Regions from separate parts of the Homo sapiens genome. Here all the other regions are linked to region 6. The links are chromatin contacts, found by Hi-C or POLR2A ChIA-PET in ENCODE. All regions are on one chromosome and are shown on one strand. The core of a region is the stretch at or near the end of the contact, and the rest is flanking DNA. Distances in the headings are between cores, read along the strand shown. Region 1 holds the start of MEF2A (myocyte enhancer factor 2A). Region 2 overlaps LOC105371019 (a long non-coding RNA gene). Region 3 holds the start of SYNM (synemin). Region 4 overlaps IGF1R (insulin like growth factor 1 receptor). Region 5 overlaps IGF1R (insulin like growth factor 1 receptor). Region 6 holds the start of ASB7 (ankyrin repeat and SOCS box containing 7).

Region 1 (3,847 bases), core at 267-2,766, 1.0 Mb after region 6:
TCAAGAACTGCCAAGGTAACACAGATTCTAAAACTGACAACTAGAGTACTTAGCAGTTGCCAAAACAACACAGCTGGATTCTTAAAGGGAAAGTACTCTTGGGTAATGTACACCTAATTACAGCTTTAGAGAACCTCCTCTTCATATAGTAATAGATGATACAAGACACATGGGAAACATACTGTGCTAAAAACCCGAAAAAATGTTAAGACAATGTTTGTTTAAAAATACATATGCTATTGTTAACACATCACAGCAGGCCTTTCTAATAGGGCATTTATTGGAATCCCAATCTCACTGTAAACTAAAACGCAGGTTAACACTATGTTATATTCAAGCTACACACGGTTCCCTGCTGGACCATAACAGGAGGCTCGCTTCACAGCTCCGGAATCTATTTCGGATGTGAGCAACAATTCTATAGTTACACTTTTAAAGAAAAACTGTTTTCTTATTCAGGATTGCTCACCTTTTCCAAACTTGTTTGCACTATCTCACTTACTTTAACCCTCACAGCTCAAAGGCATGAAATCGAGCCAAAAAGCAAAGTTTCTAACACAAAAAATATTTTCTGCGAGCTGGGATCTAGCCGGATGGCAGGGGTTCAGCCAGCGGTTCCCTGTGCAGCCCCTCTGTCCCCGCGACGTCTCCCCGCACGATCGGGCGTCCGCAACCGCAGGTGTCCGCCCCAAACACCGACCCCGCCACTGACATCTACACACTCACAGAATTCGTACCTAAGCGTTCCACCCCGTTAGACCAATCTTCTCCCAAAGCAGAAGTGGGGGAACTTCTTCAAGTCCAACAGGGCAGAAGGCCCCCCGCACTTGGGGCTAATCCCTTCGGGGAGACCCCCGGGCTTGGAGGGAAAAGGGGAAGGAAAGGGCCCTCAGAGCGCACCTTCTCCGGGGTCTCCCGAGAACTCCTTCAACTTTCAAGGAGGCGACGTCCACCACCGCCCCCCGGCCCCAAGGGGTGCGCGCCCGGGGAGGCTGCTCGCCACCAGCCCGCGCGACTGAGCTCCCCTCGGCCCGCCCAGCCGAGCCCCATCCAGCCCCACCGGCCCGCCCTCAGGGCACCCCGCCCCCACCTCCCCGGGCGCCTAGCTCCTCAGCGCCGACCCCGACCCGACCACCCCTCGCCGCCTCCCAGCACCCTACCCGCCTCCCAGCACCCTACCCGCCCCGCCAATGCGCGAACGCGACCCTGGCCCCCTCCAAGCCGGACACGGCCTCGTCCAGGGGTCCCCGGAGCCCCCCGGGCGACCCTCTCGGCCGCGCCGTCCCCCGCCCCAGCACCTCCACCCCAACCCCTACTCGGTCCCCTAAGCGAGACGCCGCCCCCCTCCAGCACTACCGGCGTCGCGGACTGAGCCCCGCTGCCCGCGGCCCTCACCGTATCTCCGGAGCAGCTGGCGGGCGCGCACACGCCGCAGCCCGGGCCCGCCACCAGCGCTTCGCGCCGCCCGGAGCCGCCTCTTTCAGCCCGGGACTCGCCGGGACATCCGCGCACGGATCCCCACACCGGGGCTATTTTTAGGAGACAAGCCTCGGCCAGACCGGAACTCGTTCTGTGCTGCGCGTGCGCACTACCTCCGCCGCCTCGGTGTCCCTCCGCAGCCCTGCCTCCCCTCCCTCCTGGGTTCCCTTCCTCGCTTCTCCCCATCAGTTTCTTTTCAGGACTGAATTATCCTCTCGGTGGGTTCTAGAGTAATTGGAATGGGAAAGACAAGGGTAGGGCAAAGAGAGTCACGGTGCTTGGAAGCGGGCGCTATTCCACAAGGACGTGGGGGCGGACTATGTTTTTCCGGGTGGGTGAGGAGACGATCACCTGGCACAGGAAGAAGATGACGGCGGCTTGGCGCCGGGGCCGCGGGTTGGAGCTCGCTTTCCTCTGAAGGACCGTGTTCCCCTGGAAGGGATACTGGTCACTTGATGAGGGCCCGGGCGCCTCCCAGGGCGGGGCGGCCCGGCGGCGTCGCGCCCTGCCGCCCCCGCTCCGCCGCTCAGCCGCCGCCACCTCCCTGACCAGCCCCCGGGAGCCCAGGCCGGGAGCGGCCCGGTGACGCGGCGCGTGGCAAATCGCCGCGCGTGGCCTCCAGGGCAGCCAACCCGGGCGGTGGGGCGGCGCGGCGCGACGGGACTGGGCGGGGCTCCCGGGGCGGGGGCGGGGCGCGAGGCCGGCTGCCGCCCGGAGTCCGGGGCCGGGCGGGTCCTTCGGGACGCCCGGGTCAGCCTCCTCCCTCCCTCCCTCGAGGCGCCCTTGGCCTCCCCGGGTGTCGGCTCGCCACGCCCGCATTGTGGCCAGGGCCGCACCTGTGCTCGCCCCGGGGCACGGGCAGGTCACCCTCAGGAGCAAGCACAAGGGGACTCTGGGACCCGGGCCCGGAGAGAAAGGGACTTGAAGGGGTCTCGAGGGCGAGAAGGCCCTTTCGGACTGGACAGCCGAGCTCCCCAGGTCCCAGGACAGTAGCAACCTCCTTATCGTGACTTAATAGTTTCTAGGATGCCTGGGGCGGTGAACTATGTGATGGACATTTTGCATATGACAGCTTATGTAATACTTACAAGGCCCCATGAAGCAGATTCAGTTTCTATTCCCATTTTACAGATGAGGAAAGGGAAGCTGAGCGCTAAAGTGACCTGTCAGGGTCACAGCTTCAGAGTAGGGCCCTGAGGACTTGAACTCCTGACCACTCTGCATGTTGCCTTTTCTGAGATAGGTGCAAAGGGGATAGGCTTGGGACAGCTGTTGTGTTTTCTGGGGCTACTGATTATGTTTATCGAGGTCTTTAGGAGATGAGCCATTGTTGGCCCTCTCATCCTGAAAGCCGCTCACCTCTGAAGAGTTTTTCGGGGCCACAGTGCCTGCATGTGCCCCCAGAGGTGCCTGTGTAATGGACACGAAGCCAAATGGTTGTTTGCATTTGAAGATGAGAAATTCAATCCCGCAGCACTTAAAACAAAGTGGTTGGGGTGGGTGAGCAGATGAGCAGAGGCTGTGAGTGGAGGAACTGGGAAGTTACAAAGGAAGCCAGAGACTGGCTGGCTTCCTCCCTCAAGGACAACGGGGCAATGTGCTGGGGAGAGCCCAAAACAAAGGCGGCACATAGACAGCAGACGCCAGAAAATAAACCTGGAGCTCTGCTCAGAGCTCCACAACACCAGTGTTCAGGGGAGCCAGCAAAAGGAACTGCAGGGAGGTTTTTAAAACATGTCAAAATGTGGTGTAAATCAGCAAGTCATGTGGAAATGCATGCTTTTTAACCTGCCAGAAGCTGCAGAGCCGGCTGGATTTGGCTCTTCTGCTCCAAGAGGACGAGAAGAGTTTAATACTTATCCTTTAAAACTTAGGGTCTGGAGTGGGGGCACAGTGATCAGTGGCCCTCTCCTTGCCACCTGCTGTCACCCTGGAAGAAGAGGCAATGAAAACAGACTGTTCCAAAAGATGTTTTCACCCTTATTGCTCCACTCCGGCTCCCACCCTTCCAGAAATTGAGCCTCCTGAGGCACAGAAGACTCAGCTCAGACTGCCCAGCCCTTACCCATTCCAATGCTATTGTTACCCTCAAAATGTCAAGCAGAGAACTCAACTATGAGTCCAGCCACAGCAGAAATGAAAAGAGTGTTTGCATCACCTTAAAGAGCACCTCTCTCCCCACCACTCTGCATGTCAAAGCCCTTGTCTGAGAATTGCAGGCAGTGGTAAGAAGGAAGGAAGGAAAGGAAGGAGAGAAGGAAAAGTGGAAGGCTAAGTTTAAGAATTGTGGAGCACAGCTATTAGCAGAGCACAATCACTGTTATTTGTAGTAAAAGCAACCAATTTTAGGAAATTGCCACAGCCTCTG
Region 2 (4,170 bases), core at 1,447-3,946, 1.1 Mb after region 6:
GTGAAGGAGGGGCCACAGATATTCAAAATAATTGTGTCTGCTGGCCAAAACTTCACCCAATTGTGCCAGAGGGGATTCAGCTAGATGTATTTGATGTACCTAGCAATGTCAGCAGTACCACGGGACGCTGCTCCCCAGGTTTTCTTAGGCTACTCTTCTCAAACTCTAAAATGCATGCTTAATCCCCTAGGGACCTGCCTAAAATCCAGATGCTGACTGAGAAAGTCTGGGGCGGGGCTGGAAATTCCAAAATCATAACAAGCTCTCAGGTAATGTCCCTGATCTCTCTGATGACCACTTTCCAAGAAGCTAGGCTTATGGTGTTATTTAGAAAACTTCAGTCATGATTTTTGCCACATGTCATCTTTTTTTAATTATTAAGCTTTTATTTTTCAAAAAAATTTATTTGTAAAATGTATGGGGTATACATGTAATTTTGTTATAGGTTGATGCAAGAGTAATTGAGGTTTTCTCATTACTTTTAACCACAATTACTTTTGCACCAACCTAATACCTGGATAATTACAGAGTGGTAAACTCAGGGCTTTTGGAGTATCCATTGCCTGAATAACGTAGACTGTATCCATTAGGCAATTTCTCATTATCCACCCCCTTCACACCAAACCCCCTCTTCCAAATATTCATTGTCTATCATTCCATACCATACGTCTGTGTGTACACATGATTTAGCTCCTACTCATAAGTGAGAACATGTGGTGTTTGTCTTTCTTTATCTGAGTGTTTCATTTAAGACAGGCCTCCAGTTCCATTCATGTTATTTCAAAAGACATGATTTCCTTCTTTTTCATGGCTGAATAGTATTCCATTGTATATATATGCCACATTTTCGTTATCCAATCATCTGTTGATGGACACTTAGGTTGATTCTATACAGTGCTGCAATGAACATACAAATACAGGTAATTTTTTTTTTTTTTGAGATGAAGTCCCTCTCTGTTGCCCAGACTGGAGTGCAGTGGTGCAATCTCGGCTCACTGCAACCTCCACCTCCCAGGTGCAAGCAATTCTCCTGCCTCAGCCTCTCAAGTAGCTGGGATTACTGGCACCTACCACCATAGCCGGCTCATTTTTGTATTTTTAGTACAGATGAGGTTTCACCATGTTGGCCAGGCTGGCCTTGAACTCCTGACCTCAAGCAATCTGCCCGCCTAAGCCTCCCAAAGTGCTGGGATTACAGGCATGAGCTACCATGCCTGGCCACTTTTTGATATAATGATTTATTTTCCTTTGGATAGTGTTTGTATTAATTTACATTTCCACCAATGGTACATACACATTCCCTTTTTTCTGCGTCCTCACCAACATCTGTGTTTTTTTGTCTTTTTACAGCCATTCTGACTGGTGTAAGATGATATCTCCTGGTTTTAAGTTGCATATAATTTACTTTTTAATTTTTTTTAATTTTAAATTACTCTTCTTCATATTGACCTACCTTTTTTTTTTTTTTTTTTTTCCTTTTTGAGACAGGGTGTCCTCTGTCACCCAGGCTGGCGTGCAGTGACACAATCACAGTTCACTGCAGTTTCCACTTCCCAGACTCAGATGATTCTCCTGCCTCAGCTTCCCAAGTAGCTGGGAGGCATGCACTACCATGCACAGCTAATTTTTGTATTTTTTGTAAAGACAGGGTTTTGCCGTGTTGACCAGGCTGATCTCAAATTCCTGGGCTCAAGCAATTGCCTACTTCAGTCTCCCGAAGTGCTGGGATTACAGGCATGAGCCACTGTCCCTGGCTGACCTGCCTTTTAATGTAAACTTATGTGTATTGCCATGAAATCACAGTTTTGAGGAATGATTTTTGTTTTAATACATCTTAAAATGAACATGTAACCATTAACATGAGAACTATATGTTGATAATAACTGTATGTTCCAACGGTGGTGTGGCATCATGTTCTAAGAAACACTGGCTTCAGGGCTTCTGAAGGAAACCATAGCCTGGACTGCCCAGACCCTGTTTTTTGGACTCTTTAATATGAGCAGCACTGATGCTTCTGCAGGAGCACTGGGGATTCTGGAATGGAGTCAGGGTGATTTTTGGACAATGTATTGACTGCAGCAAAGAGCACCTTCCTGTGCCCAGCAGGCTGCGTGAAAGCAGACTGCTCCTACCCAGTGCCAGGGCACCTAAGAGGGTGACGAATGGCAGTGGGCTGTCCCTCCAAAGCCGTGTCCAAAATGCTTTTTATGCTTGGCCACAAATTTTGTAAAAACCTATGCAGCGACTAGAGAGTAGGAAAAAAAATACCCAAATTCCCTGCTGACTCTGAGGTGCTTGTTTACAAAGTGAAACGTCCCTGGTGAATTGTTTCATTTACAATTAAATCTAACAATAAGCTATTGTGGCTAAATTAATTTCAAGCTAATTTCACAGGAACCCCATGTCCTGTATCAATTCTAAACAAAAGAGTGTGGTGTCGGGCAATATGACTCATTCTGAAGCCAGGCCTCCAGGAGGAGCTCCAGGAGGTTGATGAATAAATGCTAGGTTAAGAGAGCAATGCTCAGGTACCCTGCAGGCCAGGCACACTGCTGTGACGGGTTCTGGAAGCCCCTGTAGGTTGTGCCAGTCACGTACCAGAGACTGGCTTTCTACTGAGAGCACCAACCCCTGAGCAGCCCTTGACTGAGGCAGAGTTTTCCACTAGAACCTGGCCCGCTCTGACCACAGCCTGGAGGAGCCCGGTCCTGGCCACGAGTGTTTCTGCGTAGGGTCTTTAGTCCTATGGACACCTTGATGGGCCAAACACCTTCACAAATAGCATCCCACTTCATCCTCGCCCTGAGAAGTCCGCATGGGTCTCTCCTTTTTATGATGCAATAAGTAAGCTCAGAACCACCCCGAGTAATCATCTCAAAGCCATGTAAGAAGGAACTTTCAGAGCTAGGGTTTCCACCCAGACCTAGTGAGCCTGGTCCTTCTGTCCCTTCAGAGAAACAGTGGCCATAAAGATCCCCTACTCCATCTAGTTGGTCCCCCCCATCTCCCCACAGTGAAGATCTCTGAAGTTTATCTGGAAGCTTTTTCCTTTGAGTTTCAGATTTGACTCTGGTTCCCAATTTGGCTGATGTCAGTTACTCACATTTGAATGTGAGTGATTTTGAGAACAGACTTTGGGCCTCTCTGCTCTATGGTGGTGGGGGTGAGGAGGCCAAGGAAACCTCATCTCAGCCTCAGAAAGGGGAAGCTGAGGATGCCAGTGAGAAGCTTGGCAGGATACCTTTATTTTTAGGGGCAATGGCCACAGAGTCTTTTTCCTCATGCTGCTTTGTCAAAAGAACAGATCCGTGCACATCCCACCTTCTCTGGAACTAAGGCTCCAATGATGCATGAGTCTTCATTTTCACAAGCAATAAGCACCTGCCTGTGGGTGTTTTCAATTATGTTAGAGAATAATTCTTTCCTGGTTGGGCAACTGGTTTGGATTATTAAGATGACCTTCGAAAGAATTCACAGAGCGGGTCCTTCATAGGGTTTCTGAAGTGATGCATTTTAATTGAGATTGTTTCTGCAAAGGAAAAGATTAGGTCAGTGATACCACTCTCATGTTTCCTGTTTGCTCCCTGCCACTGTGGTCTCCTGTCTTGGCCTTCCCAAACGGGACAGGTTGTGTCTGAAGGCAAGAAGAGAACCATCGGTTGGAAAATCTGGAGTCCTGGGGAAGGAAGGCTGTGAGACGGTTTGCCTGTGTCAGGGCTTGGGGAGCATGACATTTGTGTACCTGAGCAGGATGTCATTTCCCGCTGAATAACCCGGGCACCTACCCAGCCTTTATTTTGGCCCCGACTGTGTGTTAAATGCAACCAATATCTCCTCTGAAAGCTCCTAAGAACAATCTGAATTGATGGGGCTGTTTTGTTTCCAGCCAAAGGATGCTGGTGGCATCAGCGAGGAAGGCAAACCCCGTGACCGTAAGAGCTGAACAAGGAGGCGGGAGCCATCTCTGCTGGCCAGGGTGATCGGTGCATTCAGGGGTGAGGAATGACAAGAGCAGTGCCCTGAAATATTTGTTTCTCTTCTTGTCGTGTTTTTTCTTTGTTATCTGATGGCTTACATCTGACTTTCCCAACAGGCTGCAAAACAGTAATGATTGCTGCCTGGGGGAGGTGACCTTTAAGTGGAAATACTGTCCTTGTGGGCAAAAGGCCA
Region 3 (4,072 bases), core at 1-2,500, 1.5 Mb after region 6:
AAGGAAAACCTAGAGCTAACAGGGTGGCCTATCAGGATGCGCCCAGTCACGCTTGTCAAGAGTTAAAGCAGCTGCCACCTAACCCCATGACGAGGACGGGGCTATCCGCTAGGACCTGCCGCCCCGCGCTCGCCCGCTGAGTCGATGGACCAGCGGACCGAGTCCGGGTCCCCATGCCATTCGGGCACCCTCTGGGCGGGCCCTACCGGTCCGCGACGCCGCGCCCCTGGTGAAGGGGCCGCTGCCCCACGCCGTCAAGGGCAGGGTGCTGGGGCGACGGCAGCGGGTATGGGGTCAGCGCGCCATCCCCGCGCACGGACCTGCCGCTCCTCGGCCTGTATCCCGTACTCCTCGCGCATCCGCAGCAGCGCGTCCTCCAGCCGCGCGCGCAGCTGCTCCAACCCGAGCGCCTCGCGCCGCAGCGCCTCTGCCTCCTGCGCGCACAGCCGCGTCTCTTCCTCCGCCTGGAGTCTGCTCTCCTGGCCGCGCCGCAGCGCCTCCTCCAGCTCGCGCACCTCGTCCTCGTACAGCTGCACCGTCTCCCGCCACGACTCGGCCACCAGCAGTGCGTAGCTGTCGTGCACCTCCCGCAGGCGTGGCGGCGGCGCGGCGGGGCCGGTGGCGCGGGCGCGGAAATGCATGGTAAGGCTGGCGGCGCGCGCGCGCAGCTCCCTCACGTCGCGTTCGTGGGCCGCGTCGAGGCCTCGGCGCTCGGCCTGCAGCCGGCCCAGCAGCGCCTCGAGGGCGGCGCGCGCGCCCAGCGCCTCCTGCAGCTCGCGCTGCTGCGCACCCAGCTCGGCGTCCAGGCGGCCGCGGGCGGCGCGCTCCTCCGCATCCAGGCGCTGCAGCTCCCGCAGCTCGCGCCGCAGAGCGTCCCGCTCGCCCTCCGCCAGCGCAGTGGCCCAGCTCAGCTCGTCCAGCTGCTGCCGCAAGCTGCGCGCCTCCTCGGCGCAGCGGGCCTGCCCCTCGGCCCACAGGCCCTCTCGCCCGCGCCGGCCGCGCAGCTCCTCCTCCAGGAGTAGGTTTTCGCGCTCCAGCTCCCGCACCCGACACACGTAGTCATAGAGCCGGGCGTTGAGCTCCTGGAGCTCGGCCTTCTCGGGGCCCGTCTGCAGCCGCCAGGACAGCATCTTGCCGGGCGTGCGGGGTTCTCGCGGCTGGCCGGCTCCCTCCTGCCCTGGTCTTGTCCCGGTCTCGTCCTCTCCGCCGCGACGCTCCGGCCTCGCCGCTGCCCCGGAGGCCCGCAGACTGGGACGCGAGCGGGAGAGCCCAGGCACTTAGCGGACGGGGCGGGCAGACTGGGCGGGCGGCCTGGGCGAGGGCCGCGGCCTCCAGCCAATCAGAGCGCGGCCCGGCGCGGCCTCTGCGGCCGCACAGCGCCCCCTGCCGCACCTTGGCGGCCGCAGGTGGTCGGTGCGGGCAGTCGGGTAACAGCGGGCGGGGTGGCGGGCTAGCCAGGCCGGGCTCAGCGAAGGGACGCCGGAGAGGGCGTCCGGGAGCATACGAGTGTCCTGGCCTTGGTGGATGGAAATAGAAGCCTATTGAGTTGCTGTGGTGCTGGCGATTTTGGAGCGACTTCTTACCCGAGGCCCTGGAGATTGGTGGCTTTTCTATTTTTAAAAAAACGATATGGGCCGGGCGCGGTGGCTCAGGCCTATAATCCCAGCATTTTGGGAAGCCGAGGTGGGAGGCTCGCTTGAGCCCAGGAGTTCGAGACCAGCCTGAGCAACATAGAGAGACCCTGTCTCTACCAAAAAAAAAAAAAAAAAAAAAATATATATATATATATATATATATGGAGCCTGGCGTGGTGGTGTCACACGCGCTGCTTGGGAGGCTGAGGCGGGAGGATTACTCGAACCCAGGAGTTCAGGGCTGCAGTGAACCTGATTGTGGCACTGCGCTCCAGCCTGGGCAACAGAGAGAGGCCTCATCTCATATATATACATTACACATACATGTGCATTAATTTTTTTTTTTTTTTTTTTGAGACAGAGTGTCGCTCTTGTTGCCCAGGCTGGAGTGCAATGGCACGATCTCGGCTCACCACAGCCTCCGCCTCCCGGGTTCAAGCGATTCTCCTGCCTCAGCCTCCCGAGTAACCGGGATTACAGGCCAGCGCCACCACGCCTGGCTAATTTTTTTTTTTTTTTTTTTTTTTTTTTTTTGTATTTTTGGTAGAGACGGGGTTTCTCCATGTTGGTCAGGCTGGTCTCGAACTCACGACCTCAGGTGATCCGCCCACCTCGGCCTCCCAAAGTCCTGGGATTACTGGCGTGAGCTACCGTGCCCAGCCTAAATAATCTTTTTAACTTAAAACATAAATATATATCCATTTACCAGTATTTTAATGTGCAAAATACTTCTCTTGATGTCAGTTGACAGGAGTCCCAGTTGCCCTTCTTATACAAGCTACCCTCATAGTACATTACATTTTCCAAAACGAATTTCTTTCATTTGGAGTGAAAACTTAGAGACCATAAAGTGCTCCAAGTACAGAACTTTCTAGACATCTAACATCTCCCCGAACTTTTACAAATCTCACACACACACCCCTAATGTGACAGCTGTTTCTTTCCAGCATTTCCCTAAGAAAGTATTCAGTTTAATTGCCATGGAAACCACAGCTCTTTTTTGTACACTTGCATTTCATTAGTTTTCATGGCAGTTATTTATGAATGACAGTTCTCAGTATAAGTGTCATTAAGGCTCACAGGGACAAACCAGCTGACCCTTGGTTGGGGTGCCCTTGAACTTGTGGCAACACAAGTGCCCAGGGCGAGACCTGGACGGTCATCCACTGGCCAGAGGGCTCCTCATGGCAGGGCCAGCAGTTAGTGTATTTTACAGATGGCATGGAAAGGTGGACTACTCAGCAAGCTGGTCCAGGGCCTCTGACAAAGCTTCTAGTGCTCTCCTTGTCACAGCCATGAGCCTCCAATCACAAGCAAGGCAGAAAGTGGCCCTTCCTTTTTCTAGAGACCCTATGTTGGAGATCCCATTCTGTAGGTGGTAGAAATTAATATCTTTCAATGAATAATTCCCTGTCCTTTTCTGCTAAAACTAAGTGGGGGTGGAAAGTGGGTTTATTCAGTGCTTGGGTTCATTCACCTTGGTGTGGGACAGGGGGATTTGGACCCCCATCACCCCATCATTGTCCATCCTCCCATTCCCCCAGGTGCACACTGACACCTGGCCTTTGCTTGTCAAACACCAGAGCTGCTGTGGTGTCATCGCCCAAACCTATGTGGAGACCCTGCCGGTCCTGGGCCCCTCTGGGACATTGGGGTGCGGGGGGGCGGCTCTCACAGTTGCCTGGACTCCGCTGCAGCTGTTTGTTCTCAGCTCTTTGACTCCCCACGCTAACGGGTTCTGCTGTCCCACATCCCCTGGCTGGGCAGGGGGCAGCCCTGCAGGGTGGGAGAGCCTTCTCAGGGACCAGTGAGTCCCAGCAGGACACTTTGCAGTGACTCATTAGTCTTTCTTTGCCCAGTGCCCTTCAGGGTCTTGGACTTTGAAACTCAAAACCCTTTCCCCCATTTCTGCTGTAAATCCTGTCCCTGAGGAATTGACTGCTCCAGCATGCAGCTGCCCCGGTAGGGAAAGAGTTATAGGGGATCAGGAACTAGCAGGGCCGGGAGGTGGGAGGGGGGAAGTACCCCCAGCTACTCTTTCAGGATAATATCCTGCTGCTTCATACTGAATCCTCACAACACTGAAGCTCGGAGGGGTGAAGTGACTAGAAGTATTAGAGTTGTGACCACAAGAGCAGACTTGAGCAGGCAGGGTCTGGCCAGGAAGCAGAGGCAAACTCAGAGGGAAGGGAATGATTGATGGGATGGGGATGGATGGGATGAGGAAGCACCAGGGACCAGCAAGAGCAAGAAGCTAAGAAGCCGTTAGCGCCTTAGGGTGTTGGCTGAGCCTGGAGAAGCCCAGAGCGCTGGAAAAGAGGAGCAGAATGGATCCCAGGAGGGAGCAAGAGGAGGAAAACCCAGTTCTTCCTTCATCCAAGCCTCCCTTCTCTTGCCAATACTTCCCGCTGTGGAAGCCAGAAGTCACAGGAGCCTGG
Region 4 (4,355 bases), core at 635-3,134, 1.7 Mb after region 6:
CACGTTGGCCAGGCTAGTCTCGAACTCCCGACCTCAAGCGATCTGCCCGCCCTGGCCTCCCAAAGTGCTGACATTGGAGACACGAGCCACTGCGCCTGGCCTGGATTTGGCTATTTTAAAAAGTGGAAACTTTACTGCTATGCTTAACCTAACTTCAAAATATTTCTCAATTATTCCTACTTTAAAAATACTACAATTCACACAGTTGATAAAGCACAGAATTAGCACCACATCAAACATAGTGTTTAATCACAATGGCTTTAAAAATATATAAAGTCAAAAAGCTTTTAAGTTCTTATTAAATATTTGTTCATTTAACACTTGGTCTACCCGTTTGTAAGGCATGTCAGGCAATTGTGAGGGCTAAGAGACATACACAAGGCACACAGTCAGATGCAGGTGATGAGATGTACACACAGATAATAATTAGAGGTAAGGATTCACGTCATAAAAGATACCTAACGGGAGGACAAGAACACTTCCAGCCAAGAGGCCCACACGATGGCAAGGCATATGCAAGGCAGGAGTGTGCAAGCAGTGACTTTAGACCTAGGCAAAGGAGCCGTGGGGACTCAAGACTGGCAAGTGGTAGGGGTGGGGCTTCTCGAATTTATGTATTTCAACAGAAAATTATAAATCACTACTCATATTAATATATAACTTAAAATTCTTAAAAATTAGCTCAGTGCTTTTTGCCTTTAAGAAATATTTTAATTAAACAAACCCAATTTGTTTTAAAACTTCACAGAACGAGGTTCAGAAAGTGGCTTTTGTTGCTGCGCAAAGTTGATGCCTACGGATCATCTATTCCTAAAGTTGTTTAGAATGGGTTATTTCTCTCTCTCTCTCTCTCTCTCTCTCTCTCCCCCTTTCTCTCCTGGCACAAGGAAGTTTTACACCATCTACAATCCCTCCGTTAGATTAAAAAAAAATAAACCTCCATTGTGAGAGGCGCCATTGGTGTCTGCCTCCTTGTCTTCCAGTCACAAATGGAGAGGCGGGCTGAAGAACAGCTTCACTGCTCAGGATGTCATGAATTTAAAAAAGTGTAGCAATGGTGCTTGGCCAGACAGAGTGGAAAACAAAGCCTCAGTCATTTGTTTAAACAAATTCACAAAAACAAAAACACTTCCTCCACGTACCCGTACCCAGTGAATTCTAAAAAGGATCACACATTTAGTATGACTTTTAAAACTTTCACTTTCACACATTAAAAACAACATGATGGGAGCAAACAAGCGGACATCACCCCTCACTCGTGCTTATCTATTTCTGGTTTCATTAAGCTGCCGAAACGACCGCCAGCGCTTCCTCTCATCCCAACAGGAAAATTTCATGGCTCCTGAAGGTCTGAGTCAGACTGGAAAGCTCATGAATATTCTGAGTTTCTGGAGCTGATGCAAGGACGTCACTATAATTGATGACCAGGCAGAGCTATCTACTACACGTTTGAACCACTCCTCTGAAATAATTTATCAGAAGTTAGATTTTCGTTTCTAAAGCTATTAATAACAAGAGTCTGTTTCTGATTTTTAAGATGAAGTTCAATCTTTCAAGCCATTCTGCTTTTCAATAAATTCCCTCTATTTGCAGAGGCCCGCATTAATATACTCCTTGCTTTACTGCATTTTAATAAAGGTGATGAGAAAATAAACCGAAGAGAACCTGAAGCTTCCCACATGCAATGGGAAGAAAGCAGCGTGCTGCAGATTTAAATCAGGATCTGCATTTACTGGGTACACGGAAGTGAAGAGAGTACGTGCATCTGTGTGGTGGCGGCGGGGGACAGAGACAGAGGCGTCTTCCTGTGGACGGCAGGAGCGTCCTGGGCTGTTCCGCTGAGATTTGGGCTCTGAGTCATGGGGTGCTCGCGTGGAACAGTAAGACCGAGTTCAACTGAGAACGCCCGCACGTATCCTATGTTAATTTTTCTTTTGCAAACACATTTGCATCTTTTACTTTCATTTTAAACTGCGCCCCGTGCATATGTGCACTACCAACCCATCCGGGTGACGGGCAAGTTGTATCTACTCTGGGAGCCTCCTCCTGCCTGCGAGGCAAGTGGCGACCCCAGAGCGGGAGGTGGGAGCCCCCTTTTCTTACGGTTCTCGGACCGCAGATTTTCCATCAACACTCAATTAGGTTTAAAGATACACTAGGGTGTGTACTGAGATAGTTCAAAATGATTTCCTTCCAACATAAAATGGATCGTGAACCACGGGAATCCTGAGCCCTCCACTTCCCAGCGAGGCAGCATGACTGGTGCTGTGAGACGGATCCACCAGTGATCGAAACCGCGTTCTGCTAGGGAAATTGAGGTTTGGACCACGTGGTCAAGGACAAATGAAAAACCTTTTACGCATTTCCAAATATCAAAATTAAAGAATTAAAAGAGAAAAAAACCCCAAGGAGTTCATATCTTCCCAAACCACAAAGCCACGCCCGGGCCCCACTCCCTTTTCTATCCACTTTAGCACATGCCGAAGCCCAGCGTGGCCTGGGACCACGTGAGGGACGGTGGGCGTGGCCGGGGCGCAGTCACGTGGCCGCTATGCACGCCGAGCCCCACCTCCAGCCAGCCCCTCCTTGGCGGCTGCAGGAGCCCAGCCAGCGATCCAGGCGGCGTTTCCAAACCCAGATCCACGCCTGTACCTGCAATGACTTACAGGATATTTTAGGAATTAGTCCAACATATCCTTTGGGATATCCTTTGGGGTCTGTAAGTAATACTCAAATAGATTTTACCTATCTCGCTGTATTCTGCAGCCAACTTTAAAACATTCATCTGGAAACTGCAAACACAAAATAACCCTTAGTGCATGATATTGTGAATTCTGTGCCCGTCTCCCCTTCAAAAGCTATATAGTATATACTTAGTACACAAACTAACTCAGAATCATGTATCCTACTGTAAGGAGTCCTCTTTGGTCCAGCAAGCATGTGTGATCTGATACCTAGCCTACTGAGATGCCTACGATTCTTTTCTTCACATCTCCCAAATATAACAGCTACATTTCAGACTCCTAAAATTTAATTTGGAATGAGTTACAAATATCAGTGAGGAAAAACGAGGGCCACAGGAAGCTTAGTATAGCTTGCACGCTCTTGTGTGAGGGCCATAATAAAATTACAAACTGGGATGGATTGCATGATATTTAAAAAATTTAGCCATTCGGTTTCATCAAACAGAAGCATGAGATTTGATAAAATGTTACACTTGAGGAGTATAAATCTTTTTTATTTTAAAAATAATAGAAAAGACCACATAGAGTAAAATCAAAGAATACAACAGACAATTTTTTAAAACTTTCTTTTGGCTAAAGAGTTATTTTTAGGCTGAGCGCTGTGGCTCCCGCCTGTAATCACAGCCCTTTGGGAGGCCGACTGGAGAAGATAGCTTGAGGCCAGGAGTTCAAGAGGGACCTGGGCAACACAGACCCCATCTCTACGAAAAATTAAAAAATTAGCTGGGCATGGTGGCACACGCCTGTAGTGGCAGTTACTCAGGAGGCTGAGGTGGGAGCATTAACTTAAACCTGGGAGGTTGAGGCTCCTGCTCCAGTGAGCTATGAGAGCAACACTGCACTCCAGCCTGGGTGACAGGCCAAGATGTCTCAAACAACAAGTGATTTTAGTATTTCAGTGATGGAAAATTCTGAATAATGATTTCTTCATACCAATTAGATTTGGGACTGCTGAAATTTAATTAAATAGGGGGCCTCCTCCAACTTGTTTGCCATGTTGGTAATGTTTGCCTATTTATTTGAGACAGTGTCTTGCTCTGTTGTCCAGGCTGGAGAGCAGGGGCATGATCACACCTCACTGCAGCTTTGACCTCCTGAACTCAGGTGATCCTCCCACCTCAGCCTCCCAAGTAAGTGGGACCACAGGTGCATGCTACCATGACAGGCTAATTTTTTTTTTTGTAGTGATGTGGTTTCCCTATGTTGCCCAAGCTGGTCCCAAACTCCTGGCTCAAGCAATCCTCTTGCCTATGGCCTCCCAAAGTGCTGGGATAACAGGCATGAGGCACCACACCCAGCCACGTTTATTCTAAAAGAGGAAAGCAACACTTTGAACACTTCTTTTAATTACAGCTTTAAAAACTCAGAAATAAAATGTCACATGATAAATTAAATTCATGGTGTTGATGTAAACCTTCCCAACCCATCTCAAGCATCTGGGCTGTGCTTCAGAGTCAGTTCCCCAATAGCATTCTCTTGAGTATCAAAAACGAGAGATTTGCAGCCAGGACCAAAACTATGAGACTATTTTGGCAATTAACATCTCCTGTCATCTTCTTCACCTCCTTTGTAGGGAGAAAGGGCAAGAACATTTCAAATAACATTCATATG
Region 5 (4,020 bases), core at 338-2,837, 1.7 Mb after region 6:
GTGACCTGTGTGCGATGTCAGCAGGCCACGAGGCACCCGCACATTCCCACACGCTGCCGGGAATCAGCACGGCCCCAGCCCGGTGCCGACGCTCACCGGATTCCCAGAGGACCTGCGGGGCTGAATGTGTCTCTCCCTCCTGGCAGCCCTCAACAGTAAGGGTCGTCTTAGGAACCACGCCTCAGCCAGGAGCGGCTGTGGACATGGGGCCTGTGTGCCTCAGTGAGCTTACTGGGGCTAACTGAGCAGGAGCGCCCTTCCTGTCTGTCTGGGTCCCACTCAAGCACTCGATTCCCGCAGAACCAAACCAGGATTCCAGCGATGGGAAAAACTGTACTGGAAAACTACAAAAAACATCAGATTTCACTAAGTTTGTTTCAGACTCATCTATGAGTTGATAATGCTCCAGGCTAAAGTTCAGATTCCCTCCTGAATCCTGTAGACCAAAGACGTCTCTGGCAACAGTCTGGACACGTGGAGCTGTGGAAGTGTTAGCAGCAGAACAAATGGCTTCCTGGCCCAAGTCTTCCACGGCTGCGTTCACACCTCTGCCCTGGCCCTTATCCCGCAGCAGCCGGGACCTTTTACGTCACTACGTTTCCTGAAAGCCAGGGCCACTCCTGGCTCATCTGTGTGACCTCAGGGTCAGCACGCACCCAGAGGAGCTCAACAGTATCTGTGGCATAAATACCGAGATCTGGGCTGAAATAAGGCTGAGGACGGGCTTTGTCATCAATCTAAAGTACAGACCCAGCAGGGAACCACAACCCAAATCTGATGTTGTGATACCTGCTAAGTTAATTCACACTGAGTCATGGCGTTGAGACTCAGACCTCGACACCTTGTGGCTTGGGGACCACGGAGTCCTTCCTCTAAAGCCAGAACACTCGGTGACACTGAGGGGTGAGAATCTGGCTACTTCCTGATGGTGAGCTCCAGTCCACCTGCAGCCACCGAGCTCCTTCAGCCCCTAGTGTCACCAGATGGTGCCTGTTCAGATCTCAGAACCACACAACTCACACACTTTCTCACCTGGGACCCGGCAGAGGTTTCAAGGCAACTCCCAAGGGCTCAGGGACTCTCCTCTCCGGGATAAACGGAGGCCATTCTTTCATGTCTTGTAGCAACAGAACTCCCATGCTAGAACCCTCCTTTCTCAGGTAAGCTCATCAGTAAACTCAGAAGGACAACATGACACTCCCTATGAAACCAAGTTGCCTCCTTTCATTCTACTCTTTTCTTGGAAGGGAGAAAAATTTTCTCAGGAGAAAACATTTTCTTAGAAGGGAGAAAAATTCTCGATGGCAAAGCAGAAATGCCTCCTGAACTAAACATTGAATGTCAGAGTAACCGCTCTGAGTAAATTTCCTTGTCACTCTATGCTGAGAACAGGAAGTGCCCTGCGTTTCCCATGGCAGGGGCTGCGTCCCAGGCAGTTTACATTAATAGTAAAAGCCCAGTCACCTGGAGGTGGACCAAGTAAGAATCCCACAAGTCTCTTGTAGATAAACGTTTACCCGAGTCAAAGAGAAAGCACAGAACAATACCGCTCTCCCTCACCCACCCTAAACCACAGAAGCAGAACTCACACCTGCTTTCATGGGCTGTTTCTAAGCTTGCTAAAATACCACCAGTTCTAGTATTAGCCTAGATTCTAGCACTGTACCTTTATGCAGATTCAGTGGTCATCAGACCTCTTACTCCATGGCTTATATTCAGACTTGAAAGCATGATTTTTCTCATAATGGCTGGCAAGAAAACAGTGGCTGCGCTGCTCAAAGTGTGGAGCAGATGGTCACCTGTGAGGGGCAGTGTGTGTGTGTGTGTGTGTGTGTGTGTTGGTGGGGTACTGGGGGGTAGCCAGGCTCCCGGATCCCCAGTGGTCCTCTCCCCTGTGTCCTGGAGCTCACATCCCCACGTGATTGACTCTCACATGGTGTAACCTGAAGGAGAAGGTGAGAGCCTCAGTGTGACTTCTGAGGTTTGGTCAGAAAGGACGTCGTGCCTTCTGCTCAGGTCCTGGATCTTTTACTCTAGGGCACAGCAGGCAAACTATGTACCTGTGGGTAAAATCTGGCCTGCTGCCTAGTTTTCCAAGGTCTATGAGCTAAGAATGGTTTTCATGTAAATGGCTAAAAGAAATTCAAAATAAGAATATTTTGTGACAACACAGGGATGATGTGGAATTCAAATTCCAGTATTAAAAATAAAGCTGTATTGGAACACAGCCACGCTAGCTTATGTGACGCCCACAGCTGTGTTTGCTCCACAGTGGCAGAGTCCAGTAGTCACAGTCAAGGTCGTATGGGCCCACAGAGCCAAAAACATTTTTTTAGCCGGCCTTTTAGAGAAAGAGTGTGCCGAACTCTGCACTCAGAGAAGCCAGCTACACATCCTGAGACACTTGGGCAGTGCTACGGAGAGGCCCACGTAGAACAGGGCGATTCATGCAGGGCATACTACCTATGCAGCAACACCTTGGAAGTGGGTCTGCCTCCCCCAGGCAAGCCTTCAGATGACTGCAGCCCCGGCGGACAGCTGGGCTGCAACCGCGAGAAGGGCTCCAAGCCAGAGCCAGCCAGCTATGCCGCTCCTGCGTTCCTCGCCTTCAGAAACCTCTGAGAGATAATACATGTTTACTGTTGCTCTTAACTAGTAGGTTTTGGGTAGTTTGTTATACTGCGATAAAAAACTAACACAGAAGGGGAGAAGAAGAATTTCTATACTGGGCAAGAAAAGGTACTAAGTGGTCTTTCGAGTCTCTTCCAAGTTTGGATTGTGGAGTTCTGAAGAGGCCATGCTGGGAAGTTTCCTTGATGAGGGCTCCAGGAAACCCAGTGCCACTGCATCTGTAGGTGCCACCCTCAGAGAAGAGGAGCCTCCCATCACTGGCCCAGGCCCAGGGCACCAGCCGACTTTCTGGTTCTGGCCCTGCCTTGATGGGACAATGGGAGCCCCCACATGTGCTAGCTGTGCAAGGGTGATGCCTTCACTCTGGCTTTCCCTGGTATCCTTCCTGCGCCACCTTTCTGAATTCCACACGAAGTGTCCACTGCCTGGGATACACTTCAGCTGAACCTATGTTCGGAAGCAGCAGCTAATGAGCATGCCGCCCAGCCAACGTACTCCCAGAGCACAGGGGTGTGTATCCAGTCTTCCCCACCCCATGCCCTCCGCTGGCCGGCCATTTACAAGGAGCTTAGGGATTCAGTATTTGTAGCAACACTCAAAGTGCTTTGAAACAAAAATAGCACCTTGATTGTTTGATTAGGGACAATGATTTCTGAGACTATGGAATTCTAAGATGCCCCCCAAGATCGTTGCCCCTGGTGTAAATATCCCATATAATCCCCTCACTTGAGTACGGGTGGGACTTGTGAACATGAGAGGATACTTCACTCCTCTAATCAGGCTTCTCATCAATTGACTGTGAATCACTTAAAAGGGAGAGAGTATCCTGGGTAGATCTGACTTTATCAGGTAAAAAACCAGTAGAAGCAGTAGAGAGCTGTCCTCTTATCAGTCTTGAAGAAATAGGCTGCTGTTATGAGAGGGCCTATGGAGGCTGTATATGGCAAGGACTGTGAGTGGCCTTGGCCTCCAAGAGTTGAAAGCAGTCCCCAGCTGACAGGTGCCAAGAATATGGGGACCTCAGTCCTGCAAGTGCAGAACCCTGAAGGAGCCTGAAGATGTCCCTGAGCCTCAGGTGAGACTGCAGCCCCACTGACATCTTGATTTCTGCCTCCTGTGACTCTGAGCTGAGAGCAAGAACACCTGCATCTGGATTCCTGGCCCACAGACACTGTAGGAGACCAAATGAGCAAAACTTTTGTGGCTGCTGGAGCCCTCATTCCCTCCTGTCCACCTGACACATGTCTGGTTCATATCTATCTATTATCCCGCCACTGTGGGCCCAGCCTGAGTCTGTGCTGGCTCCAGGGGGGTGGATGGGTGAGAGATAGGAGCTGGGTGCCTTCATGCAGACATAACAGCCCAGCAATTCCTCAGGATCCTTTCCAA
Region 6 (3,906 bases), core at 1,106-3,605:
CTGAGAGGCTTGAATACAAAACACAGTACTTCATTTTGATCTTTAGAACATACTTCAAATATTTTAGCATTTTTTAAAAGTTCTGAAGTAATCATTAGGCCATCTCCCTGACAACTTCCATACTTACATAATAAAAATTAGCCTTTAAAGATTTCCGGGTAGCTTTTACTGAAATGATGTAGTCTAGTACTCCTGATTCCCTACATATACATACAAAAGCTGCCCTAAGTTTTCAACAGGGAACAGTCATTGGTAGATACTGATTCTAAATCCTATTCCCTAGAATCTCTTCTTTTGGCATGCAGTTCCATGTCTCAAGAATATGCATACCTCAGATCCCCTTAAAAGCTATGTCTTTATCTCTTTAGCTATGTCTTAAGAATTAACAGAATCAGTAAAGATACTAATTTCTTTTTGTGGAGGGCAGAAAGTCCAGTGGAACATAGGAAATCAAAAATATTAACTTCTGCTATTTTAAGCACTTCCTTGTAACAAAAATTCCCTAAACAATTTGGGATATTAAAATAACTCAGATTAACAAGTCACTTTATACTTTTGCTACTGGATGTTAAAAAAGTCATCCATTTGGCTAATTTTGGAATTAAACCTTGTATAATTTCCATGCTTATATCCCCCCTTTAGGAATTACACTAATGTCCTAAGTTTACTTTCAGAGCATTTTCAGAAGCAGCAACAAAATATGGCAGCAGAAATGTGATCACATGAATTAGATGCTTAAATTTCAATCCAGCAAACTCTACGTAAAAGTTTTAAAATGAGAAATCTTTTTTATAGAGTGCTAAAATTAAGACCCAGATATGTAAACACACCAAAAGGTTCCTTTGTTTTTAAATTCCTGAGTCAAACGATTAATAAGATATTGTGCAAATTTTTAAAAGTTCTCCTAGAAAATCTGAGGTGTAAGAAACATTGTATCTTTATAAGTTTCAAAGCCCATCCACATTTGTCACACACAAACACACAGAAAGCCCAAAGAGTTAATTATGCCTAAGTGCTTCAGGGTAATAATGTTGTCTTCATACCATTCACACTCTTAAGGTACACAGGTTGGCTTTCTAGTAGGAAATAAAATCAAACTATTTTCTGAAACTCATAAATCTCAGGCCAATAATTTACCTTTCTCTACCAAATCGTTGTCAGTTAGATAACTCAAAAGATTTTTCTGATGCAGGTAGAAGAAAGGTGATAGGAAAGAGTAAGGGGGAAAACAGTAAATTGTGGTTTAATTAAAAAGGAAAGTCATTCAGAATTAACAAGCAATTAACAAGGAATTGAGGAATTCCTATGAGAGTAAGGAAGGGAGGGTAGCTACAAAAAGGTCTCAAAGCCTCAGAGCAGAGTAAATGGCACAGTGTACCAAAAGATAATGAAAAACACAGAAACACACTGTACAGAAAGAAAGTGGGAAAATACTGTCCTGGGTAGAGAAGTTATAAAATGTTAAGTATCAGGCACGGGTAATGTTTTTGTTTTTCCTGGGAAACTGGGGGTGGGGGTGGGGGGGGTAGGAAAGGTTGCATTCCCAGGCAACCACCCTGAAAATAAACCACTGCTTAATGAGGTAGGGGCCAGGAATAAACAACGGGGGAGGGGAGGGCTGGCTCATTACCTTTACAGACGATGCTGGTCAGAGGCACTGTGCCTTCTGCTTCTCTGATAGGTGGGCAGACCTCTTCCTGCTTTCGCGTCTTCTTCAGCCAGCTCAAACCTAGAAAAACAGAAACCAGTGAGTGGTGTAGTGTCTCAGAGGTGGGGAGGGGGGAGCTCAGGAAAGGGGCTGGAGAGTGGCAAGGGCAGGCAAGAAAAAGCAGAGATTTTCCTCCCTCCTACCCTCCCAGCCAGCACTCTTCCCCTCGGGGGAAGTAAAGGACTTTACCTGTCTCCTCAGCTGCTGCTTCTCTTCCTCCTTTCAGCCTCCTCTACACTCACCAACTTCTCCATTGAAGAAATACCCCAGGCAGGGCCGGACCCTGGTGTTCCTGATCCTCCTCGGTGCCTCACGGCCCCAGCCCGGCGAACATCCGAACAGCCGAGAAGGCAGGAGGTGGCGATCCCGGCCGCCGGGCAGCCTTGGGGCAGAGGTGCAGGGAGGCAGGGAGGAAGTCCTGGCTCGGGTGGGGGGGCAGTCCCGGTCCAGGGCTCGGAGCAGGGGGCTGCCGCGCTCCGGGCCGGAGGCTTCCAGCTACGGAGGGACCCAGGAGGTCTCGGGACGGCGAGGTCCCAGGTCATACGGGGCCCGAAGTGCCAGCCGTGGGGTCTCCGGACAGGGGGCTTTCGGGATGCACTTTGCACTGGGCCACCCCCGCCCCCTCCCTTCAGCACTTTGGGGTCACTGGGATGGGACCAAGCCTTCAACAACCAATCAGCGCCCGCAGTGGAGCCTGAGCCTGGAGCCGTAAACCAGGTCCGGGATGGGTGGGGGTGGAGGGAGTAGGGACGACTTGGTTGGTTGGTTGCTTCCTTCTCTCCTCCTTACCCCCGGCAGCCCCCACCCTCTGCCTGCCGTAAAGTTGCCTTTGCATTCGCGACAGTTAAGGGAGGCGTGCCGAACGGGGCAGAGATTCGTCTCCGATTGGTCTCACTCACTTCCCCTTACAGCTTCCCCGTGGTGGCTTCCGAGGCTCCGCCCCTGGCGGAGGGACTCAAAGCCGTTGCTAAGAGACACTATTCGCCGAAGGCGGTCTCTGCGCATGCGGGAGGAGGTGCCAGCTTGTACTTTCTGTGAACTACGGTGGCCCAGAGCGGGCATTTGTGTTCCCTCAAATGGCGGTGTGAAGAGAGTTCGCCTGAGCCAGATCCCAGGCAGGTAACCGGGACCGGCCGCCGTGCTGGCAGCAGGGGAGGCACGAGTGCGGCCAAATGAGAGCCTGGTTCAGGGCTTAAGGTTGGGAGGGCGGCAGGCTCCAGGAAGCGAGTAGAGGGGTGCCTTGTTTCTCCGCCCCTGTTCAGCGCTTGTCAGACGCAAGTGCCCGGTCTTGGCGCGGCTGTCGGTCCTTGAGACCCCGTTAGCTTCCAGGCTGGCAATGCCTCGCCTGAAGTGGGAGAACGGACTCTCTTTGGGATAGCGATGACGATCCAAGGACCTTCCTGAAAGGATAGCAACGTTGGCGGGTTCCTGTGAATGAATGGAGAGGGGTCGTGGGGAAAACGCGAGATAGACTGATCAAGACACGTTTGTTAAGCACTTTATTCATTAGCAAGTGTTTACTGGCCACTGTTCTAGTCCCTGGGGAGACAACAGTGAACAAGATAGTGATTTCGGGGAAACAAACACAAAATTATCAGATAGGGATGGGTTATATGAGGAAAATCAAGCAGAATGGTGGAATCGATTTTGACCAGGACGTGATGGGCTGTATTAGATAGGTAGTGCTATGGTGTGAATATCTGTCCCCTTCAAAACTCATGTTGAAATTTAATCCCCAATGTGGCAGTACTGAGAGGTAGAGTCTTTAAGAGGTGGTTGGACCGTGAGGGTTCTGTCTTCACGAGTGGATTGATCTATTCATGGATTAATGGGTTATCACGGAGGTAGAACTGGTGGCTTTTTAAGGAGAGACTTGACAACTCGTGAGCCTGCTCAGCCCCCTGGCCACGTGATACTTTGCGGTGCTGTCTCGTGGTCCGTCAGTCTTAGACTTCCCAGCCTCCAAAACTAGACAATAAATTACTTTTCTTTATAAATTACCGAGTTTTAGGAATTATTTTATAAGCAACAGGAAACGGACTAAGACAGATAGGAAAGGTCTCTGAGGAAGTGACATTTGAGCAGGGATCTGAATGACAAAGAGCCAGCCATGCCAAGATCTAGGGAGAGAATTTTGCCAGCAGAGAGAATTAGAAATGCAAAGCCTCTGATGCTAGAATATGCTTTGCTGTTTACAG

The links. A loop is a pair of places that touch in the nucleus more often than their neighbours do. ChIA-PET counts read pairs that join two places held with the same protein, here RNA polymerase II (POLR2A). Pooled maps may share reads with other maps.
Region 1: a map of CD4-positive, alpha-beta T cell shows a loop between it and region 6 (5-fold over the local background). The contact joins the promoter of MEF2A here to the promoter of ASB7 in region 6. A Hi-C loop is called at or near these places in 3 of 168 maps with a recorded cell type or tissue (CD4-positive, alpha-beta T cell, CD4-positive, alpha-beta memory T cell and naive thymus-derived CD4-positive, alpha-beta T cell), 2 of 37 single-sample maps with no recorded cell type and 15 of 50 pooled maps. POLR2A ChIA-PET finds 5 or more read pairs at or near these places in 3 of 52 experiments (PC-9, activated CD4-positive, alpha-beta T cell and activated CD4-positive, alpha-beta memory T cell).
Region 2: a loop to region 6 is called in a map with no recorded cell type, with 7 times the contacts of the local background. The contact joins the enhancer-like site here to the promoter of ASB7 in region 6. A Hi-C loop is called at or near these places in 1 of 168 maps with a recorded cell type or tissue (B cell), 4 of 37 single-sample maps with no recorded cell type and 3 of 50 pooled maps.
Region 3: a loop to region 6 is called in a pooled map, with 15 times the contacts of the local background. The contact joins the promoter of SYNM here to the promoter of ASB7 in region 6. A Hi-C loop is called at or near these places in 2 of 37 single-sample maps with no recorded cell type and 7 of 50 pooled maps. POLR2A ChIA-PET finds 5 or more read pairs at or near these places in 2 of 52 experiments (A549 and common myeloid progenitor, CD34-positive).
Region 4: a pooled map shows a loop between it and region 6 (10-fold over the local background). The contact joins the enhancer-like site here to the promoter of ASB7 in region 6. A Hi-C loop is called at or near these places in 2 of 168 maps with a recorded cell type or tissue (B cell and CD4-positive, alpha-beta memory T cell), 1 of 37 single-sample maps with no recorded cell type and 14 of 50 pooled maps. POLR2A ChIA-PET finds 5 or more read pairs at or near these places in 1 of 52 experiments (MCF 10A).
Region 5: a map with no recorded cell type shows a loop between it and region 6 (18-fold over the local background). The contact joins the enhancer-like site here to the promoter of ASB7 in region 6. A Hi-C loop is called at or near these places in 1 of 37 single-sample maps with no recorded cell type and 2 of 50 pooled maps. POLR2A ChIA-PET finds 5 or more read pairs at or near these places in 1 of 52 experiments (activated CD4-positive, alpha-beta T cell).

The regions. Positions count from the first base shown.
Region 1 is chr15:99,563,653-99,567,499 of GRCh38, reverse strand. It overlaps MEF2A (myocyte enhancer factor 2A), which reads right to left and starts at 1,516. Exons shown (of 12, transcript NM_001319206.4): 1 at 1,396-1,516. RefSeq lists silencers at 1,016-1,065, 1,906-2,345 and enhancers at 245-1,218, 1,219-2,194.
Region 2 is chr15:99,503,242-99,507,411 of GRCh38, reverse strand. LOC105371019 (a long non-coding RNA gene) reads left to right here. Exons shown (of 3, transcript XR_001751710.2): 2 at 3,887-3,995. Among named protein-coding and RNA genes, the nearest start is that of MEF2A, 61 kb to the left of the region's middle. RefSeq lists an enhancer at 2,716-2,845. Within about 2 kb of position 2,696, at least 5 of the 41 ENCODE cell types and tissues checked have a DNase peak (open chromatin) inside an H3K27ac peak, as active enhancers do; they include B cell, where a contact is called at or near this core.
Region 3 is chr15:99,102,258-99,106,329 of GRCh38, reverse strand. SYNM (synemin) reads right to left here and starts at 1,250. Exons shown (of 4, transcript NM_145728.3): 1 at 321-1,250. The coding sequence starts at 1,130. It overlaps SYNM-AS1 (SYNM antisense RNA 1), which reads left to right and starts at 453. Exons shown (of 3, transcript NR_187219.1): 1 at 453-642. RefSeq lists silencers at 141-310, 591-1,500.
Region 4 is chr15:98,863,665-98,868,019 of GRCh38, reverse strand. The region is part of intron 2 of IGF1R (insulin like growth factor 1 receptor); the gene reads right to left. Among named protein-coding and RNA genes, the nearest start is that of MIR4714, 81 kb to the right of the region's middle. Within about 2 kb of position 1,884, at least 34 of the 41 ENCODE cell types and tissues checked have a DNase peak (open chromatin) inside an H3K27ac peak, as active enhancers do; they include B cell, where a contact is called at or near this core.
Region 5 is chr15:98,950,123-98,954,142 of GRCh38, reverse strand. The region is part of intron 20 of IGF1R (insulin like growth factor 1 receptor); the gene reads right to left. Among named protein-coding and RNA genes, the nearest start is that of PGPEP1L, 56 kb to the left of the region's middle. Within about 2 kb of position 1,587, at least 15 of the 41 ENCODE cell types and tissues checked have a DNase peak (open chromatin) inside an H3K27ac peak, as active enhancers do.
Region 6 is chr15:100,601,038-100,604,943 of GRCh38, reverse strand. ASB7 (ankyrin repeat and SOCS box containing 7) reads right to left here and starts at 2,355. Exons shown (of 6, transcript NM_198243.3): 1 at 1,898-2,355; 2 at 1,631-1,729. It overlaps LINS1 (lines homolog 1), which reads left to right and starts at 2,760. Exons shown (of 7, transcript NM_001040616.3): 1 at 2,760-2,823. RefSeq lists silencers at 1,573-1,622, 2,073-2,332 and an enhancer at 2,503-2,842.